Regions from separate parts of the Homo sapiens genome. Here region 1 is linked to region 2. A link is a loop called in an ENCODE intact Hi-C map of the cell type or tissue named here. Cell type or tissue: sigmoid colon. All regions are shown on one strand. Each heading gives the region's core, and the rest is flanking DNA. Links, peaks and the distances in the headings are about the cores only. Region 1 overlaps PRKD2 (protein kinase D2). Region 2 overlaps AP2S1 (adaptor related protein complex 2 subunit sigma 1).

Region 1 (8,323 bases), core at 115-8,114, 140 kb before region 2:
GCACAGTGGCACACACCTGTAATCCCAGAACTTTGGGAGGCTGAGGTGGGAGGATTGCTTGAGCGCAGAAGTTCAAGACCACCCTGGGCAACATAGCAAGACCCCCTATCTTAAAAAAAAAAAAAAAAAAAAAAGAAGAGGAATATAGGTCAGGCGCGGTGGCTCATGCCTGTAATCCCAGCACTTTGGGAGGCCGAGGCAGGTGGATTACCTGAGGTTGGGAGTTCAAGACCAGCCTGACCAACATGGCAAAACCCTGTCTCTACTAAAAATACAAAAAAAGTAGCTGGGCCTGGGCGGGTGCCTGTAGTCCCAGCTACTTGGGAGGCTGAGGCAGGAGAATCGCTTGAACCCAGGAGACAGAGGTTGCAATGAACTGAAATTGCATCACTGCACTCCAGCCTGGGCAACAAGAGCGAAACGCCGTCTAAAATTAGCCAGGGATAGCAGTGCATCCCTGTAGTCCCAGATACTCGGGAGGCTGAGGCAGGAGGATCACCTGAGCCCAGGAGTTTGAGGTTACAGTGAGCCACAATCACACCACTGCACTCCAGTGGGCAACAAAGCAAGACCCTTTGGGAGGCTGAGGCGGGTGGATCACTTGAGCTCAGGAGTCAGGAGTTCAAGACCAGCCTGGGCAACATAGGGTAGACCCTGTCTCTACAGAAATACAAAAATTAGCTGGGTGTGGTGGACGAGCCTGTGGTCCCAGCTACTCGAGAGGCTAAGGTGGCAGGATCGCTTGAGCCCAGGTGGTCGAGGCTGCAGTGAGTCAAGACTGCACCACTGCACCAGCCTGGGCGACAGACCGAGACCCTGTCTCAAACAAAAAATTATTTAAAAAAAATTGTAGTGCTTTAAAAGGTTTGCCTCAGGAACTGGGAAAATTTATAAATATGAGGTGATGTCAGCCCATTGTAGAGAAAAAGAAATTGAGGTTCACTGTGCAGGAGGGTCTTCCCCCAGGGTCTCTTGGAGGGTTCTGTGTATACCTCTGGGCCTTGCCTCCCTCGCCTTCCTCCTCCTCACTGGCGTGGAGCGCATTCTCTGAGTGGGAGCCAGGGATGACACCGGAGTCCTCTGACTCATCCATGAGGGCGCTCTTGTCAGCCTCGCTGAAATCGGTGGCCTCCTCCATCGGCACATCTGTGGGGACGGAGGCATCAGAGGGGTCTCCACCCAGTCCTGCCCCTTCCCCTTTCTCCCCAGCATCCCCCCAGCCTCTCACCTCCATTGATAAGGGCCTCCCCCAGGCAGTCATTAGGGACGCGGGTGGCGCAGCGTTTGTGACAGTTAAACTTGCAGTCTGGTAGGACAGGGAACAAGGGAACGGGTGAGAAGGGGAAGAGAGGTTACCTGGAAGGCTTGAACCTTGACCCTAAGCCTCAGGCTCAAAAGAGTCTACTCTTGCTGTCTGGGTAAGAACACTGGCTGCTGCTGCCCTGGTCATTTTCCCACTTTCAGCCACAGTTTTCCCAACCATCGGGGGGGTCTTGATTAAGTAGGAGGGCTAGACTCAAAATCCCGACGACTGCTGGGTGCAGTGGCTCCCGCCTGTAATCTCGGTATTTTGGGAGGCCGGGGAGAGCAGATCATTTGAGGTCAGGAGTTCGAAACCAGCCTGCCCTACATGGTAAAACCTCGTCTCTACTAAAAATACAAAAATTAGCTGGGCGTGGGACTACAGGCGCCCACTACCACGCCCAGCTGATTTTTTTGTGTTTTTAGTAGAGACGGGGTTTCGCCATGTTGGTCAGGCTGGTTTCGCGCTCCTGACCTCAGATGATCCACCTGCCTTGGCCTCCTAAAAGTGCTGGGATTACAGGCGTGAGCCACCGCGCCCGACTTGTGTGTGTGTGTGTGTGTGTGTGTTATTGGTTCTAATGTGCTGTGACTCCAGACTCTGAACACCCTAGGGCTGGGTTCCTCAACCCGTGACACTAACACAGTGCCCAGGATAATTCCTTGTTTTAGGGCACTTGCTCTGTGTATTGTAGGATGTTTAGCTGCATCTCTGACTTCTACCTACTGGATGCCAGTAGCACTATCCCAGCGTACCAAACAAAACCATCTCCAACCCTTGCCAAACATCCCCTAGGAGCAAAACGGCCCCTGGTCGAGAACCATTGCTGTAGAGTTCAGTGTTTCCACGGTTCTAGGGACACTATACATCGAAGATTCTAGAGTTTACTAAAAACCTATTTTATGAAGGTTCTATGATTCTGTTTTTTGTTTTTTTTTTTTTTTTTTAAGAAACAGTCTGGCTGTCACCCAGACTAGAGTGTGCAATGGCACCATCTCGGCTCACTGCAACCTCTGCCTCCCAGGCTCAAGCGATCTTCCCACCTCAGCCTCCTGAGTAGCTGAAACTACAGGCACGCACTACCATGCCTGGCTAATTTTTCGTATTTTTTGTAGAGATGGGGTCTTTCCATGTTGTACAAGCTGGTCTTGAACTCCTGGGCTCAAGCAATCCACCCACCTAAGCCTCCCAAAGTGCTGGGATTACAGGTGTGAGCTACTGCCCCTGACCTGATTCCGTATTTCTAAGGCTTCAGAGTTTGATGTCCAAGTTTCTAGAACTCTAGACATCTATGAGTCAACACTTCTAAGACTCTTTAATGTCCAAGATTTTAGGGTGTTATATATCTAAACTCTAAAATTTGACAGTTCTAGGGTTCTACAATTCTAGGCTTCTCTACCTCCAGAATCTGCAGATTCCAAGGTTCTAGGATTCTATACATACAAGATTCTAGAATTTGATGTTTCTATGCTTCTTTAGCTCTAGGCTTCTAAGATTCTAGAATTTGATTGTTCCAGTAAATTCTTGAATTGGATGTTTCTAAGTTTATGTGGATCTAGGCTTCTGAGGTTCTAGAATTTTTTTTTTTCTTTTTTTGAGACAAGTTCTTGCTCTGTCACCCAGGCTGGAATGCAGTGGCACAATCATGGCTCACTGCAGCCTCAACCTCCTGGGCTCAAGCAATCCTCCCTCCTCAGAGTCCCAAGTAGCTGGAACCACAGATGCATGCTGCCATGCCTGGCTAATTTTTAATTTTTTTTGTAGAGACAGGGTTTCACCATGTTGCCCAGGCTGGTCTTAAACTCCTAGGCTCAAGTGATCCACCTACCTTGGCCTCCCAAAGTGCTGAGATTACATGCATGAGCCACCACACCTGGCTGGATTCTAGAATTTGATTGTTCAAAGTTCTGGGAGTCTAGAATTTCCAGGATTCTAGGTTACGATGGTTTCAAGCTTATATGATTCTAGACGTCTAAGACTCTCAAATTTGATGTGCCTATGTTTCTATTACCCTCAAATCCCATGGTTCCAAAATTCTCATGCTCTGAGAGTCTATAACTTGGGAGATCTAAGATGTGTAATCTAAAGTTCTGTTGTTATTTTAGCTGAATTCTATCATTCGGAATTCTTGAATGCTATGGTTCTGATTCTAGAATTCTCAGGTTCTACAGTTTTAGAATTCCATGCTAAGCACGTTATGAATCTAGGATTCCAAGGTTCTAAAGACTGAGGTTCAGCTGGGCGCGGTGGCTCACACCTGTAATCCCAGCACTTTGGGAGGCCGAGGTAGGAGGATTGCTTGAGCCCAGGAGTTCAAGACCAGCCTGAACAATATAGTGATACCTTCTCTCTACAAATGATTTAAAAATTAGCTGGGTGTGGCCAGGCGCGGTGGCTCACGCCTGTAATCCCGGCATTTTGGGAGGTCGAGGCAGGTGGATCACAAGGTCAGGAGATCGAGACCATCCTAGCTAACATGGTGAAACCCCGTCTCTACTAAAAATACAAAAAAATTAGCCAGGCATGGTGGCGGGCGCCTGTAGTCCCAGCTACTCAGGAGGCTGAGGCAGGAGAATGTCCTGATCCCAGGAGGCAGAGTTTGCAGTGAGCCGAGATCACACCACTGCACTCCAGCCTGGGCGACAGAGTGAGACTCCGTCTCAAAAAAAAAAAAAAGAAAAGAAAATTAGCTGGGTGTGGTGGCACCACCTGTAGTCCTAGCTACTTGGGAGGCTGAGGCAGGAGGATCACTTGAACCCAGGAGGTTGAAGCTGCAGTGAGCCGTGATTGCGCCACTGCACTCCAGCCTGGGTGATAGAGTGACACCCTGTCTCCAAAAAACAACAACAACACACACACACACACACACACACACACACACACAACTGAGGTTCTAAGATTCCAGAATTCCAAAGGTCCCAGAACACTAGGATTCAGGGCCCTCCCCTTCTGAGGCCCTGGGGTCCCAAGGCTCAGATCCTTGTGTCCTGCCACAAGACCAGGTTGGGGCGGGAAGGAGGTTCTGACCCTGTCTGTCCTCCCCGACAGGCCCAGCTAACCTTTGCATTGCAGGCCCTGCCGGAAGAGGCCCTTGAGGAGTTTCTTGCAAGCCTGGCAAACGGTGGGCCGTGTATAGCTGTGGATGAGGAAGGTGTGCGGCACCTTGACCTTGGAGAGCAGCATCTTGTCCAGCTCAATGGGGCGGCCCGTATACGATGAGGCAGAAGAGGAGGAAGAGGATGACGGGGGACGGCGAGGCAGGAGTTCGGTGGTGCTACGGCTCTGTCGTTGGCAAGAATGGAGGGGACACATCAGTGCGTTGGCCCCATGCCTGGGCCAAGTCACCCCCCTAGCCACCAACCCGTCCCATCCCCCATCTCCTCACCAGCTCTTCAGCCGTGCAGGGCAGGGACTCGGAGGTGCCGAGGCGCACCGAGTGGCCACTGGCCAGAGACGTGGATGACAGGCGCCGTTTGCGGGCCCCACTACAGTTGTTGGGGATGCTGAAGGCACAGCGCTTGTGGTAGTTCAGCCCGCAGCCTGCAGGGGGCGCCAGAGAGTAAGAGACATGGCGTCTGCCCCTCCTAGGTCTCTTCTTGAGAAGTTGTGCCCTTTCCACCCAATCTCTCACCTGGTCCTGTCCCATCACCCCCCGCCAGCACGATCTCCTCCAAAAGGCACTACTATCCGTAAGTGTATCAGCCCCTTCAGGCCCACCCCTCCTTAGAGTTCTGCCCCAAGTTCCAGCTTGTAGCCCCACCATCACCCCATCTGTCCCCCAGACCCTGAACACACCCACACCCCTTTTCTCACTCCAACAAGGGACACCTCAAAGGCTCCCCCCAAAGCTCTGTCCCCAGTTTCAGCTTGTAGCCCTGCCATCACCCCATCTGTCCCCCAGACCCTGAACACGCCTCACACCCAAAATTTTCCCACTCCAACAAGGGATACCTCAAAGGTTCCCTCCAAAGCTCCACCCCTAGTTCCAGCTTGTAGCCCCGACATCACCCCATCTGCCCCCCAGGCCCTGAACGCGCCTCACACCCCACCTTTTCCCACTGCAACAATGGATGCCTCAAAAGTCCCCGCCAAAGCTCTGACCCAGCCCCAGTCCTCTATGGTAAGCACCTCCTTCTAGTCCTCCCCAAAACTCCTGTCCATCTCCCTAGAGACACCTGTTCCCCCTTCTAACCCTGACCTTCCTTTTTCTGAGGCCCCTTTGGTTCCCCCTCTTTCCCCAACCCCAACTTTCCAAAAGAAAATGCCTCTCCTCACCCCCACCCCTAAGGTCACTATCCCTCCAGGTCTGCTCACCCCCTGTACCCCACTTTCTCTTTTCTGTAGACCTGGAATCCAGGCAATCCCTAAGTAGTGTGATTAAATCTTAGTAGTGTGGGCCACGCATGGTGGCTCACGCCTGTAATCCCAGCACTTTGGGAGGCCAAGGCCGGCGGATCACTTGAGGTCAGGAGTTTGAGACCACACTGGCCAACATGGCAAAACCCCATCTCTACTAAAAATACAAAACTTAGCCGGGTGTAGTGGCACACGCCTGTAATCCCAGCTACTCCGGAGGCTGAGGCAGGAGAATCACTTGAACCCAGGAGGCAGAGGTTGTAGTGAGCTGAGATCACGCCACTGCACTCCAGCCTGGGCAATACAGCGAGACTCAGTTTCAAAAAAAAAAAAAGAGTTCTCAGTTGTACTCAGGTCCATTGTACCATACTAGGCAGAAGTATGACTTCTTATTGTCTTATTTTATTTTGTAGAGACAGGATCTCCCTGTACCCCCGGCTGAAGCACAATGGCACAATCATAGCTCACTGCAGCCTTCAACTCCTGGGCTCAAGTAATCCTCCTGCCTCAGCCTCCTGAGTAGCCAGAACCACAGACATACACTACCATGCCCAGATAATTTTTTTATTTTTATTTTTTTGTAGAGATGGGGTCTCGCTACATTGCCCAGGCTGGTCTTGAACTCCTGGGCTCAAGTGATCCTCCCACCTCAGCCTCCCAAAGTGTTGGGATTACAGGCATGAGCCACTGTGCCCTGCCTATTTTATCTTTTAAAATCCTCATCCATGGAGAAATCAGCTCAACTCCCTGTTTCCCACTGGACGTTCTGTATGTGTGCTCTAATACATCTCCAGTGATTCCAAACGATTCCAGGATCGCTTTCTATTCTGGAGTGAAGAATGTTCCTCCAGCCTTTGGGAGCCCTTCTGGTACCCGCCTGCTCCAGGCTTTCCAGTTCCACACCTCCTCATTGTAGGCACTGTCTTGGCTGCATGCTGTAATCACGGAGGCAAGCTTGGAGAACGGTGTTGGCCCTGCAAGAAGAGCTTCAGCAGGGCAAATGGTCTTTGCACACAGGAACCATTTCCCAGTGTTGGCCTTGAATCACTCATGTGCCTTCCAGAATTTCAGAATCTTATCTATAACTCTCAGAATGAGTCTCAGGATAGAGTTAAACTCCTGTCGGAATGTAGTCATTTGGGGTTCTCTTGCCACCATAGGAACTGGGACCATCATCTGTGATGCTGCACCAGTGAAGTCTGTGCTGATAACCCATTAGGACTTGATGACACCAGGGCTGTATCATGACAAAGACTGCATATGCTGAGACCTCAAGAGTTGGATATGGTGTGTGGACGATGGCAATATTTATAAGAGCTTTTAATGCACTGAATCAGTATCTGCAGGCCTAGAGTCCTTAAATAATACAAGTATACTTTGGACTGCATGATGATCTGGAACACAGGATATTGGAGAAACTGGATTTCTTTTTTTTTTTTTTTTTTGAGACGGAGTCTCACCCTGTCACCCAGGCTGGAGTGCAATGGTATGATCTCGGCTCACTGCAACCTCCACCCCCTCAGGTTCAAATGATTCTCCTGCCTCAGCCTCCCGAGTAGCTGGGATTATAGGTACCCGCCACCACACCCAGCTAATTTTTCTAGTTTTAGTAGAGACAGGGTTTCACCATGTTGGCCAGGCTGGTCTCTAACTCCTGACCTCATGATCCGCCCGCCTTGGCCTCCCAAAGTGCTGGGATTACAGGTGTGAGCCACCGTGCCTGGCCCAGAATCAGGATTTCTGTACAAGCGTGGCACCCACGGAGCTAGAGATGCTGTCTCAGACCTAATACCCAATGGAACATCCAAGAATATGGCTCTAATTGCAGGGCACACCATACAAAAATGGAGGCGCATGGGGCCCAGCGCAGTGGCTCATGTCTGTAATCCCAGCACTTGGGGAGGCTGAGGAGGGTGGATTACTTGAAACCAGCCTGGCCAACATGGTGAAACCCCGTCTACTAAAAATACAAAAATTAGCCAGGAGTGGTGGTGCGCACCTGTAATCCCAGCTATTTGGGAGGCTGAAGCAGGAGAATTGCTTGAACCCAGGAGGTAGAGGTTGCAGTGAGCCAAGACCACGCCACTGCACTCCATCCTGGGTGACGGAGCAAGACTCTGTCTCACACACACAAAACAATGGAGCCACAGGGTCTCATCACAGAATGGATGGTCCTCACCTGTCATCTGTCCTCATAGCCAATGCAGGTACATGGCCTTCATCTGTAGGCAGAGCCCCGATTTCAACATTCTCACTCAGAAGCATGAATAACAGGGACAGAGGACCTATATAGATCTTGACACTTGGGCTGAACCTTGAGACATCTTGGCTTAAAGAACTGTATGTTTTGGACAGGCGCGGTGGCTCATGCCTGTAATCCCAGCACTGTGGGAGGGCAAGGCGGGTGGATCATTTGAGGTCAGGAGTTCAAGACCAGCCTGGCCAACGTGGTGAAACCCCGTCTCTACTAGAAATACAAAAATTAGCCGGGCAGTAATGGTGTGTGCCTGTAATCCCAGCTACTCGGTAGGCTGAGGCAGGAGAATCGCTTGAGCCTGGGAAGTGGAGGTTGTGGTGAGCTGAGATCGCGCCACTGCACTCCAGCCTGGGTGACAGACTGAGACGCTGTCTCCAAAAAAGAAAACCTGTATATTTTTAAACTAT
Region 2 (8,323 bases), core at 311-8,310:
AAGTGTTGGGATTACAGGTGTGAACCATCATGCTCGGCCCAAATTCTTTTCTTTTCTTTTTTTTTTTTTTTTTGGGACAAAAAGAGTCTCACTCTGTCGCCCAGACTGGAGTACAGTGGCACTATCTCGGCTCACTGCAACCCAGCCTCCTGGGTTCAAGTGATTCTCATGCCTCAGCCTCCTGAGTAGCTGGGATTATCGGTGCCCAACACCACACTTGGCTAATTTTTGTACTTTTAGTAGAGATGGGGTTTTGTCACGTTGGCTAGGCTGGTCTTGAACTCCTGATCTCAAGTGATCTGCCACCTTGGCCTCCTAAAATGCTGGGATTATAGATGTGAGCCACTGCGCCCAGCCCCCAGTTCTTACATAGACACCATATAAGTGGCAGGCAGAATAATAGCACGCCCTAAATGTCCACATCCTCATCTCCGGAACCTGTAGATGTGTTGTCTTACACAGTAAAAGGGACTTTACAGTTGTGATTACAGTCCGGGTCTTGATATGGGGAGATGATCCTAGATTATCCAGGTGGGACGAATGTAACCACAGGTGTCCTTATCAGTAAAAGCAAGCGGCAGGAAAATCAGTCAGAGCCAGAGAGAGAGAGACTGGAAGATGCTCCGCAGCTGGCTTGAAGGATGAAGGATAGGGTTACATGCCAAGAACAGGAGGCAACTTCTAGAGGCTGGAAAAGGCAGGGAAGGATTCTCTCCTAGATGGTCCAGACAGCTCTGCTGACAACTTGATTTTAGCCCACTGAAACCCATTTCAGATTTCATTGAGAATAAAATTGTGTTGTTTTAAGCCGCTAAGTTTGTGATAATTTGTTACAGCAGCAATAAAAAACTAACATGCTAGTTTATATTTATAAAAAGAGGCTGAGCACCATGGTTCAGGCTTGCAATCCCAGCAATTTGGAGGCTGAGGCGGGCGGACCATTTGAGCTCAGGAGTTCGAGACCAGCCTGGCCAACATGGTGAAACCCCGTCTCTACTAAAAATACAAAAATTAGCCGGGCATGGTGGCAGGCGCCTGTAGTCCCAGTTACTCGGGAGGCTGAGGCAGGAGAATCACTTGAGCCTGGGAGGTAGAGGTGGCAGTGAGCCAAGATTGTGCCATTGCACTCCAGCCTGGGGAGTGACAGAATAAGACCCTGTCAAAAAGAAAGGAAGGAAGGAAGGAAAGAAACTGACAGGGGCCAGGGTGTTCTCAGCTTGCGAAGGATGCCAGGCATAGGTGTGGCCAGCAGCCCCCACACTCTGCTCTCAGTGGGCATCGGGGGCCCCTTAACTTCAGAGGGCCCTAGAAACACTCAGGGGTGGCTTCTATCATCACAATGGCCAGAAGGCCACTTCTGGCACTTGGTGGGTGGAAGTCAAAAGTCCATCCACTTCTGGAGCAGCCTCACAATGAGGGATTGTCCTGGCCCAAATGCCAGCAGTGCTGTTGCCAAGAAACACAAATCATCAAGCCCAGTGCCTACATTTCCAACAACCACCGGGGCGAGCAGATAAAAATGAGGGTTCTGGAGCTACCCACCTGGCTTCAAAACTGGCTCAAAACAAACCTGGCTTGGCTACTGACTAGCTACAGACCTTGGTCAAGTCGTCTTTTTTTTTTAGATGGAGTCTCGCTCTGTTGCCCAGGCTGGAATGCAGTGGCACAATCTCGGCTCACTGCAACCTCTGCCTCCCGGGTTCAAGCAATTCTCCTGCCTCAGCCTCCTGAGTAGCTGGGATTACAGGTGCATGCCACCATGCCCAGCTAATTTTTATATTTTTAGTAGAGACAGGGTTTCACCATGTTGGCCAGGATGGTCTCAATCTCTTGACCCGCCTCAGCCTCCCAAAGTGCTGGGATTACAGGCGTGAGCCGCTGCGCCCAGCCTGGTCAAGTCTTTTAATGTTCCTGAAACATTCCTGGAACAATGTTCTCACTTGGAAAATGGGGATAATAACAGTCCTGTCCTTGGCCGGATAGAGTGGCTCACGCCTGTAATCCCAGAACTCTGGGAGGCCAAGGCAGGAAGATCACTTGAGCCAGGAGATCACTCCAGCCTGGGCAACAGAGCAAGACTCCATCTCAAAAAAAAAAAACTTAGCTGGGCATGGTGGCACGCACCTGTAATCTCAGCTACTTTGGAGGCTGAGGCAGGAGAATCACTTGAAACTGGGAGGCAGAGGTTGCAGTGAGCCGAGCTAGCGCTATTGCACTCCAGCCTGGGCAAAAAGAGCGAAACTCCATCTCAAAAAAAAAAAAAAAAATTAACCAGGTATGGTGGCACACATCTGTAGTCCCAGCTACTTGGGAGGCTGAGGTGGGAGGATCAACTGAGCCCAGGAGGTCAAGGCGGCAGTGAGCCATGATCCTGCCACTGCACTCCAGCCTGGGCAATAGAGTGAGACCATGTCTCAAAAAAAAAAAAAATAGTCCCAGACTTATAATCTAGTGAGCTTTAAGTAAGGTAAGACATGTCAATTGCTTAGAACAATGCCTGGGAGAGGGTGAGTGCCCTTCAGCATTAGCTGAGTATTGTTATTTTAGTAGCAAGTGCCTGGAATCTAAACCCATCACCCCTTCCAGCCTGGGGGCCCTTGGTGAGCAGGAGCAGGTCTGAAGAGCACCTGGGTGTCTCACCTTGCTCAGCACAATGAGGGGCGTTTGTTGACTGACTGACTGATGGACTGAAGGCAAGGCATCCTAGGTATCTGGTTCCCAGGGGAGACAGGCAAGGGCTCAAAGACGGCAAGGCCAGGCAGGACCACAGGTTTATTGGGGACTCCACGCACAGACGCTTATGGCATCACACGACAACGGCACGGTTACTCGGGACACACACGGTGGCCTCTGCCCACAGCCAGGGCCCAGAGGCAGTGGGGTGCAGTCTCCTCCCTTGTGGCCCAGACCCAGCTGGGTCCCTTCCTCCTAGGCAGCTGAGGGAAGGACTGCTGGGTTGGCCACGGGCCTGGGAAGGGGAAGCGAGCAGGCGAGTCCAGGAGGGGCCGGGGCCGGGGTGGGGCTCGCCTGCCCTCACTCCAGGGACTGTAGCATCAGCAGCTGTTTCAGCACCTTCGTCTGGCTGGTCTCTCGGATTTCGCCAGCCAGGAACATCTCGTCCACGACCGTGTAAACCTGTGTGAGGGGAGACCCTGGGGTGAGACGAGGCCCCCCAGGATGCTGGCCCGGACCCTGGAAGCTGGGGCTCTGATGCCCCTCGAGCTGGGACACAGACCTCAGCAGAGGCTCCGGGTGGCTAGTGCACCACGGGTCCCCCCCGTCCCCCTCCTCTGGCTCCTTCAGCCTCCTCTTCACCAGGAGCCTACCTTGTAGAAGTTGAACACCAGGTCCAGTTCACAGACATTGTGGAAATATTCGTTTAAGACCTGGGAGAGGAAGGCAGAGATGGTAAGAGATGGGCAGGGAGAGAGCCACACACGCACAGAGATGGGAACAAGGTCATCAGAAAGAGACAGCAAAAAAAGAGACCAAGGGGGAGGCAGGGGAGAGAGAGAGACAGTGACAGGGAGAGAGGCAAGGAGACACACAGAGAGAAACAAAAGCAAAGATCGATGCAAAGAGATGGCAAAAGGTCAGGCGCGGTGGCTCACACCTGTAATCCCAGCACTTTGGGAGGCTAAGGCAGAAGGATGACTTGAAGTTAGGAGTGCAAGACCAGCCTGGCCAACATGGTGAAACCCCATCTCTACTAAAAATACAAAAATTAGCTGGGCATCGTGGCGTGTGCCTGTAATCCCAGCTACTCAAGAGGCTGAGGCAGGAGAATCACTTGAACCTGGGAGGTGGAGGCTGCAATGAGCCAAGATTGCACCACTGCACTCCAGCCTGGGCGACAGAACAAGACTCCGTCTCAAAAAAAAAAAAAAAAAAAAAAAAAAAAAAAGAAAAAGAAAAAAAAGAAATGGAGAGGGAGAGTCCCAGTCACTGCAGAGGGAGGGCTCAGGAGGGACCAGGGAGGGTTCCCAGGCCTTGGGGGCCACTCCAGGGCTGCCCACCCGCCTCCCCACCTTACATCCCTCTCCCGCCGTACCTCCACGAAGTTGTGAATGGCCTCCAGGTAAGCCAGGTTGTTGTCATTGACATCCACACAGATGCAGAAGTAGAGGCCAGCATAGCGGCGGTAAATGATCTTAAAGTTCCGGAACTGCAGAACAGAGAGGCTGTCAGCAACGGAGATTGCCAGGACCTAACGTGCCAGACAGAGTGGGGCCAAAACATTCACTCCTTCACTCCATACGTGGTCCCGAGGCCCAGCTCTGTGCCTGGCCCTGTGCTGGGGTCACAGCAGTGACCGAGACAGCCCTAACCCTGCTCACAGTGCAGCGGGGGCAGGCATCCCCAGAATGGACAGGATGGGCTGTGAGAGCCCAAAGAGGGTGCCTAACCCCCTCTGATCCTGGAGAGTCAGGAGGGCTTCCTGGAGGAGGGGGTATCGGAGCTGAGAGCTGGAGGATAGGCAGGAATGTTCTAAGCAGATAGCAAAAGCCCGGGGCTGGGCGGGAGCCTGACGTGTTCAATAGTGTCCATGCAACCTTGCCACTCCCTTCTGTGACTTCCTGCTACCTCTGGAGACAGTCACATCCCTTAGCCTGGAATTAATTAACTCAATTATTTAACAAATACTTCCTGAGCAGCTACTCTATGCCAGGCCTGTGATAGGCAGTGTGGGGAGGAGGGTTACCACTGCCACCAAGACGATCCTGGGTCCTTGTCCTGCCCTCACTGAAATGCGATATACACAGTTAGCAATAGTAACACAGACACACACCGTGAACAAACATGCCAGGATCAGGGACATGGATTCTCATTTTATGCGCGTGTTAAGTAGACAAAGACAGATATATATGCATACTGGGTTGCAAAGTACAATGTCTTTGGCCAAAACCTGAAAATCCAGTTCAGTTCTATATGTTCTCAATGTCAGGTTCATTACAAAAAAAAAAAAAAAAAAAATCCCAGCACTCCAGGAGGCCGGGCGAGAGGATCACTTGAGCCCAGGAGTTTCAGGCCAGCTTGGGCAACATGGTGAAACCCCATCTATACAAAAGTACAAAACTTAGCTGGGTATGGTGGCGTGTACCTGTGGTCCCAGCTACTCGGGAGGCTGAGGTGGGGAGATGACCTGAGCCTGGGAGGTCAAAGCTGCTGTGAGCCACGTTCCCATCACTGCACTCCAGCCCGGGAGACCCTGTCTCAAAAAACACAAAAAAACAGCAGCTCTAGGTCTGGGGTGTGCCTGTGTCGCCACCTGCTGACAGCTATGAGTGCCAGCATCAGTCTTCGGCATTTTTTTTTTTTTTTTTTTTTGAGTCTGGCTCTGACGCCCAGGCTGGAGAGCAGTGGCTCGATCTCGGCTCACTGCAATCTCTGCCTCTTGGGTTCAAGCGATTCTCCTGCCTCAGTCTCCCGAGTAGCTGGGATTACAGGCGCGCCACCACACCCAGCTAATAGCTTTTTACTCATTTTTTCAGCTCAATCTCTTGTTCATTGCTATACTCCAAGCATGTTTTCAGGGTTTTTTTTGTTTTTTGGTTTTTTTGAGACAGTCTCACTCTGTCGCCCAGGCCAGAGTGCAGCGGCGCAATCTTGGCTCACTGCAACCTCTGCCTCCCAGGTTCAAGCAATTCTCCTGCCTCAGCCTCCTGAGTAGCTAGGAATACAGGTGTGCACCACCACGCCTGGCTAATTTTTGTATTTTTAGTAGAGATGAGGTTTTACCATGTTGGCCAGGCTGGTCTCCAACTCCTGACCTCAGATGATCCACCTGCCTCTGCCTCCCAAAGTGCTGGGATTACAGGCGTGAGCCCAGCCTGAGTATGTTTTCTGGTGTGATTACAGTAAGGCCTACATGTAATCCACGGGTAAATGAGCTGACACTGATCATCAGTGCTCCTCTCTTCTTGCAATCCAGCTTTTCTGGCTCTCACCCTCCTCCGCCTCCAGCTACTGCTCCATCTTTCCAGCCTCCCTTCCTGTTTTAAATTTCGAGGCTTCTCAGGGATCTGCTGCAGACCCCCATCTCTCCTCCAGCTACATTCTCTCAGAGAAGCACATTCTCTCATCCTGCAGGCTGGGGCAGGTGTCCCCTCTGAACATCCCACGCCACTGCCCCACCCCTGCCCTGCCCCAGCCTGACCACTGCTGGTCGCCACTGTCTGGGGATGGGTCTGTCTCCCCATTGGACTGAGCCTGTGGGGGAAGCTGGAGCTGTCACACTGTGTCCTCCATGTTGCCCTGCAAAGGGCTGGCACAGGTAATGGCCCCCAAAGACATCCACATCCTAATCCCACACCCTGTGAATATGGGACCTTATATGGCAAAAAGGGACTCTGCAGTCTCAACTTGTGACGAAGTTAAGAAGCATGAGATGGGGCGATAATCCTGGATGGTTCAGGCGGGACCAATGTCCTCACTGGGCTGCTAATAAAGGAAAGCGGGAGGCGGGACAGTGCGAGTCAGACAGAGATTGGACGACGGCCAGGTGCCGGGCCTCATGCCTATCATCCCAGCACTTTGGGAGGCCAAGGCTTGATCTCAGGAGTTCAAGAGCAGTTTAGGCAACATATCAAGACCCATCTCTATAAAACATACAAAAAATTAGTTGGGCGTGGTGGCAGGTCCCTGTAGTCCCAGCTACTCAGGAGTCTGAGGTGGGAGGATCCCTTGAGCCTGGGAGGCGGAGGCTGCAGTGAGCTATGATTGCACCACTGCACTCCGGCCTGGGGCACAGAGTGAGACCCTGTCTCAAATAATAATAATAATAACAAGAGGGATAGCCCGCATCTTCCAGTTGCCTACTCCTCCCTTTGATCTTCACTCACAAGTCCCCTCCAGGAAGCCCTCCAGACCCCCAGGCTGGGTCAGGTGCCCTCCCCCAGCCAGGCTCCTCGATCCCAGCCCTGCCTACTGTGGTTGTCACTGTCTAGGACAGGCTTGTGTTCCTTCCTGGGCTATGAGTCCCAAAGCAGCACAAGGCTGTCTCAGTGCTGCTGTGAACCTAGCACTGGGCTGATCACAGAGGAGGCACACAGAAACATTAGGTGAATACATGCACAAAGGAACAACTGAATGAATGGGCGGGCCTGGATCCTGGAGGCATGGAGGAACTCAAGACCTGAGGGTCAGCCTCCTCTGTAACATTCTCATTTGCCCAGCCGGACTTTCCGGCTGCCCCTGTATCATTGGGCCTCACTGACCCCTCCCGCGCCCCAGCCCTCAGCACAGGACCAGCCACTACATTAGCAGCAAGGTGCCCACACAGCCAGAACACCCGACACCCAGTTCCTCTCCCCCTTCCCACCTGCTGCTCTTGGTGACACCACCAGTGACCTCCTCCTGGAGAGGTAAGTCCAACCCTGTCCCCCTCCTGGCTGCTGGGACACCCAATCTCTTGGTTCTCCTCTCCCTCATCTCTCTGCCTGCAGACGTGGCCCTCTGGTGCTCTCCTCGGTCTATCCTCACTTCCCCGGTGAGCTCCTTGGCCTCGGTTTCCCTCTATGTGCAGAAATGCCGTTTCCATATCCTACCCAGCTCTCTCCAAGAACCCTGACTCGTCACTTCTTCCTGGACATCTCTGCTGGGATGTGGACGATACTCGGGGCCAGACCCCCAACACTTCCCTCCTGATCTTCACCTCCGCCTGCCCTTCCCATCTGCCCATATCAGATAATGACAGCTCCATCCTACCCGGGGGCTCAAGTGGGAAATCTAATTGTCGCCCTGGCTCTGCTTTCTCTCACATTCCACATCCAATTCTTGGCCATTCAGCTGGGTCCACCTCCAAAACGCTCCTGGCCACACCGACGGCTTCCATGCTGGTCCGGTCACCAGCATCTCCCACCTGGACCACTGCAGCCACCTCTCTCCGAGCAGTCTCCTCTATGCTCTTGCCCTATAGCGCAGCCTCAAGTCGGCCAATGGCCATGCTCTGCTCAAAACCCTCCATGGTTCAAGACCAGCCTGGACAACATAGCAATACCCCATCTCTACGAAAAATTTAAAAATTAGCCAGGCGTGGTCACTCATGGCTGTAATCCTAGGACTTTGGGAAGCTGCGGTGGGCGGATCGCTGGAGCTCAGGAGTTCGAGACCAGCCTGGGCAACATGGCGAAACCCTGTCTCTACCAAAAATACAAAAATTAGTACGGCATTGGTGGCACATGCCAATGGTCCCAGCTACTCGGGAGGCTGAGGTGGGAGAATTGCTTGACCCCGAGAGGCAGAGGTTGCAGTGAGCTGAGATCGCACCACTGCACTCTAGCCTAGGTAACAGAGTGAGAACCCACCTGAAAAGAAAAAAAAA

Evidence for each region. Peaks named below come from ENCODE experiments on the same cell type or tissue, not always from the same donor. Only the 100,000 strongest peaks of a DNase experiment are listed, where the experiment ranks them.
Region 1: it touches region 2 in a loop (10-fold over the local background); 7 of 110 quality-filtered maps call a loop at or near these places.

What each region holds. Positions count from the first base shown.
Region 1 is chr19:46,699,807-46,708,129 of GRCh38, forward strand. It overlaps PRKD2 (protein kinase D2), which reads right to left. Exons shown (of 18, transcript NM_016457.5): 4 at 4,689-4,843; 5 at 4,363-4,585; 6 at 1,229-1,306; 7 at 993-1,146. Among named protein-coding and RNA genes, the nearest start is that of MIR320E, 5.4 kb to the right of the region's middle. In sigmoid colon, for the core only: CTCF peaks have their summits at 4,831 (motif pointing right) and 5,031; a DNase peak (open chromatin) is centred at 4,845.
Region 2 is chr19:46,835,414-46,843,736 of GRCh38, forward strand. It overlaps AP2S1 (adaptor related protein complex 2 subunit sigma 1), which reads right to left. Exons shown (of 5, transcript NM_004069.6): 3 at 4,052-4,165; 4 at 3,327-3,386; 5 at 2,754-3,135. The coding sequence ends at 3,034. Among named protein-coding and RNA genes, the nearest start is that of SNAR-E, 8.9 kb to the left of the region's middle. RefSeq lists an enhancer at 2,796-3,296. In sigmoid colon, for the core only: CTCF peaks have their summits at 5,277 (motif pointing left) and 5,479; DNase peaks (open chromatin) are centred at 5,252 and 6,482; H3K27ac peaks cover 1,496 bases.